Regions from separate parts of the Homo sapiens genome. Here region 2 is linked to region 1. A link is an interaction called in ENCODE POLR2A ChIA-PET data of the cell type or tissue named here. Cell type or tissue: Panc1. All regions are shown on one strand.

Region 1 (2,500 bases):
CCCCGTCTCTACTAAAAATACAAAAATTAGCTGGTCGTGGTGGCGCACGCCACCACTACTTGGGAGGCTGAGGCAGGAGAACTGTTTGAACCCAGGAGGCAGAGGTTGCAGTGAGCCGAGATTGAGCCACCGCGCCCCAGCCTGGGCAACAGAGAGACACGGTCTCAAAAAAAAAAAAAAAAAAAAAAAAAAAAAAACACCATCTGGTAGAGATGTCAAGTTGACAGGTAAAGGGACAGGCGCATGATACCACATGGCAGGCAGCTACCCTCATTTTACAGGTTAAAGGTGGATGTCCAAAAATATCGAGGCATTTGAGCCTGAAAGGATTGGTCTTTCAGCCCAAACTATTTGGGCTCCAAAGTCCACATTCCTTCCACTACCCTTCACTGCTGTGGTAGCTAGGAACATACGCGAATTTGGAGAGGAAAAAAAAATTAGAAAAATATAGGCAGACCATACGGTGGTCTAAAATTTTCAGCTCATGTTCATCACACTCCCTGAACATTATTACACATATTAACCTACTGTGGGAGCCAGGGCTCTGTGTAGGAGGCAGCAGCAAGAAGTAGAAGGAAGGTAACTAGAAAGATAAAATGGAAAAAAAAAAATAATTCAAGATGTATTAGTACCTGGACCCAGGAAATAAAAGGTAGTCATGAATAAAGCACATGGAAGCAAGGAGTAGATTTAAAAGGCCTTTTTGGAGGTCATTTAGGACAGCCAACGTCCCACATACTGCAAGAGTCCTATCTAGAGGCTGGTCTCTCAGGGTTTAAAAGCTCCACAAACTACTGGTTTAAACCAGCCTAGACTTTTGTAAATGCTATACAATTCCTAACAATACACTAAACACACATCTACAAGGATTATTGAAGAAGTAAATCTATAAAGTATTTTAAAAGGTACAAGCCAAGTAATTATTGTAAGCATTTGAACACAACTTCACTCCTTGTTTTCTACCTGTTCTTCTAATTGATTCCCCAGTTTGGGAAAGGATTTGGGGTGGAACCAGCCTTCTAAGAGGCAGTGTGTACAGTGAAAGGCTTGGAGTAGGAAATTTGGGTTTGAGGTCCTGCTCCATTTACTCTTGTAAATTAGTTCACTGGTTTGCAGGTGTGTTTTCTCATCTTCAATCAGAGTCAATGCTGACCTTCCTCACAAGGCTGTTGTGATGCTCCGGTAAATGTGTACATATGAAAACAATTTCAAAATCGTAAGAAGCCATGCAAATGTCAGGATGCTGATGATGATGGCGGAAGAAGAGCAGCAAAAGGAAAATGGGGAAAAAGAAGAGGAGGAAGGGAAAGGGTCAAATAGCAGACCACTGGTCTGTGTGCAATGCCTTTCATTTTATTATGTTAGCAGTGCTTACTAGCTTTACCTCCTGCGGCCAACTACTCAGAAGCCCCTGACTGTTACCCCATGTTCTCATGCTGGTACTGTAAGCCAGACCTAAAACTACGGCAAGCAACTTGCTGTTACCCTATGTTCTCATGCTGGTACTGTTAGCCAGACCTGAAACTCCAGGACGTCACTGGCCTCAGTGTCTTCAAATGCAAATTCAGTAATCTAGGTTAAAGTTCTAAATTTTGAAAGTTTCATGGTGTTCCATAAAGTTTAATGAGATACTGATTTGTTTTAAAATTCAAAATGTAACATCCTGTGTATTTCAGGCCTTGACATAGGGAAGTAATCATTTTTACCTAAATGTAGAACCAGCTATTATCAGTTATAATTATTCTATTAAGATACACCCATAATAATCTCATAAATTTGTTCTTTTAAAACATATCTTAACACATTATCTTCACCATGTATTGTTTTCTAACTTTTTAGTTAGCCTTGTCCCTCTAATTAGATCGTAAACCTCTTCAGGCAGGAAAAATTACTAATTTTTTTTCCATTTCCTTCACAGCACCTAATAGCATACTGGGCATATATCAGAAGCACAATAAAATTGCACAAAATGAGTAATATGTGGAAACTAAACTGTTATCTATACCCCCTCCCCAGCTAGTCAAAGGTATTACAAAATTATAAAAGCACTATGGCTAAAGATGGAATTCTATGGACATCTAAAAAAACTAGAAATGCAAAACAATATTTACAATCCCTTCAGCCATGAAAAAGTAATGGAGGGAACTATGCATTTACCAACCCACAACACAGTGGGAAGGAGACACAGATAAAGGATAAGAAAGGACCTGCAAACAATACCACAGCACTGCTACCATCTCATCAGCAAAAACACAAGAGGGTCATACCGATTACAAAAGTGAAAAAATGCTCAAGACTATAATGCATCCTTCAAGTAAAAGTGACTATGGTTAGGAACAACTTAAAGAGTTTGATTATTTTCAAAAGGAAAATAAACCTTTCCTCAAAATCAAATGCAAAACACTTCAATATTTGTTTCAGAGAACATTGAAGTTCAATGGATAAAGTCCCAAAGAGTGTTTTAAACTACTATAACCAGGCAACTTTTAAGAACAGAAAA
Region 2 (2,500 bases), 100 kb before region 1:
AGTCCAGGTAAACAAACATATTTCACAAGAGCAGAAAGCCCATTCAATCACTGGTGACCTGGCTCACATGGGGAAGAACAGAACAGAGATGAAAGGCTTCATCTCCTATTTCTCTGGGCTATTCATGAGCCTCACTCTGGAACTTGCACCTTTAATAAAAAATAAATAATAGATTTACAGCCTCCTGGTTTGTAACAAGACAAACGCTATTGTGTTTTGCGTTTCAATGACACATGATAGACTGGGAAGCCTGTTTCTACTACATTCCCATAAATCTGGGAGAACAAAAAAAATGAAGAGTTTGAATGCTCTTTATAAGTTGATCCCCCAAACCTTCTCTAAACACATCTATTGCCTTTATGAAGACAGTCCCTTTGAAGTTCTTAATGAAATTTCATTGTTTCTCTCTAGATCGATTTTCCCTCATCCTGAAAAATCAAAACCCAGCAAAAAGCACTATCTACAGCCAATGTGGGTGTCCCCCCTCACCCCAACCCGAAAATGTTAAAATGCATTCTTTTAGCTTAAATAAAAACATCAAATTAGATGTTCTTAGGGACTGATGTTTGTGTCCCCCCAAAATTCATTCGTTTGATGCCCTAACCCCTGATGTGATGGCCTTTGGAGATAGGACCTTTGGGAGGCATTATAATAAGGGTTAGAAGAAGTCCTAAGGGAGGGGCCCTCATGATGGAATTGGTGCCCTTACAAGAAGAGACACCAGAGAATTCATGCGTGCTGTCTCCCTTTTCCCACATGCATGCACCAAGCAAAGGCATGTGAGGACACAGAAAGAAGGCAGCCACCTACAAAAGCCAAGAAGGGAGCCCTCACCAGAAACTCAGCTGGTGGCACTTTGAACTCTGATTTCCCAGCCTTAAACCACCCAGTCTAGGGTATTTGGTTATGGCAGTCAGGTGGCAGATGTCAACTTCAACGTAAGAATCTGTCTTGTAAGAGGCAAAGGAGGCATTCTTTAGGCTGCACAGGAATGGGAGGCTGTGATGATTCCAGCAACTGGAAGTGGGGCAGAAAGGGTAACTCCAGACATGACTACCCGTACTTCACAGCTACCAAGAGGCTCCCACACAACAGCTCACACTCACTTTCTACAACTCAGAGAAAATGCCTTTCGTGTAATTTGTAAAATTGGTACTTCTCTTCTTAATTCTGTAATTCTAACATGGTCATATCAGTCAAGTTTCTGTCACCTTTCATCATCTGTCTCCTTATTTCTGCCTTTGAGTAGTTGGTTTGTTTCGTAACTTTAAATGAAATGTTTTCCTTCTAAATTTCAAGAAGCCAGGCAGTACAGTATTCCATCAGCTACTTTATACACTACTTTAGCTGCATAAAATGTATGCGTGGAGGGGAATGATGCGGACTGGGATTACAGGTTTTGCTTTGCAAATGGCAGGCACGCTGCACCCAGCACTGACCAGAGCCAAGGGCATAGTGGGGAGGCCAGGAGTTTTTCCCGCATTCATATACTTCAGCAACAAGCATGCTAGCCCCGTTGGTTACCTTAAACCTACGTTCTGCCATCAGTTAACAACAGTAGGAATAGCAACTTCACACCACAGGGTCAAATGAGGTATGTGAGCCGGGCACGGTGGCTCATGCCTGTAATCCCAGCACTTTGGGAAGCTGAGGCGGGCGAATCATGAGGTCAGGAGTTCGAAACCAGCCTGGCCAACATGGTGAAACCCTGTCTCTACTAAAAATACAAAAAATTAGCTGGGCATGGTGGCAGGCGCCTGCAATCCCAGCTGCTCGGGAGGCTGAGACAGGAGAATTGCTTGAATCTAGGAGGTGGAGGTTGCAGTGAGCCGAGATTGTGCCACTGCACTCTAGCCCAGGTGACAGAGTGAGGCTCCATCTCAAAAAAAAAAAGAAAAAAAAAATCAGGTATATGTCTAGTCTGATCAGGAAGGATAGCTGCAGAGGCAAAGTCTATCCTCAGCTACAAATTCTTCAACACCCAACCTATCTGCAGAACCGAAGTGAAAACAGTAGCTTCACAAAGAATGATATGTAAAATACAGCCCTGCCTTTAGTAAGCATTCAGTAAATGCATGTAGAATTGATGAACCTGTCATAAAAAGGACACAAAACATAGTGCTTAATTACACATTCAGTTTATTTATTTATTTTTTAATGAGTACTGGAAGGAGAAAATGGAAAACAGAAGAACAGCAGGGGGCTTCAAGGGTTCTCAGCATGACTTAGAAAAGGAAGGGTCAAAAATCACAATGTTATGTGGCCACATCAGCCACCACGCAGCCTGGCTCCCAGAAAGCCTCCAGCTTTCTAGTTTTAGTGTTGGCCCTGAGCTAATCAGGAGTACCGACTCAACTCCTGGGAAGAAGATCATTTGATTATTGTTTTTTCATATTCAAAGGCTGGCTCTGGAAGAAGTGGCCATTAAGCAGGTGCTGGGTGTGACTGAGAAGACTGTGACTCACTTCTTCCCGAGGTGCACACGTGGAGGCTGTTGTTT

The links. ChIA-PET counts read pairs that join two places held together with the same protein. Peaks named below come from ENCODE experiments on the same cell type or tissue, not always from the same donor. Only the 100,000 strongest peaks of a DNase experiment are listed, where the experiment ranks them.
Region 2: POLR2A ChIA-PET joins it to region 1 with 6 read pairs; 3 of 35 experiments call an interaction of 5 or more read pairs at or near these places.

Annotation. Positions count from the first base shown.
Region 1 is chr7:3,471,789-3,474,288 of GRCh38, reverse strand. The region is part of intron 1 of SDK1 (sidekick cell adhesion molecule 1); the gene reads right to left. Among named protein-coding and RNA genes, the nearest start is that of SDK1-AS1, 120 kb to the right of the region's middle. In Panc1, no CTCF peak of the experiment used is centred here; no DNase peak of the experiment used is centred here; H3K27ac peaks cover 1,119 bases.
Region 2 is chr7:3,573,517-3,576,016 of GRCh38, reverse strand. The region is part of intron 1 of SDK1 (sidekick cell adhesion molecule 1); the gene reads right to left. Among named protein-coding and RNA genes, the nearest start is that of SDK1-AS1, 220 kb to the right of the region's middle. In Panc1, no CTCF peak of the experiment used is centred here; no DNase peak of the experiment used is centred here; H3K27ac peaks cover 1,404 bases.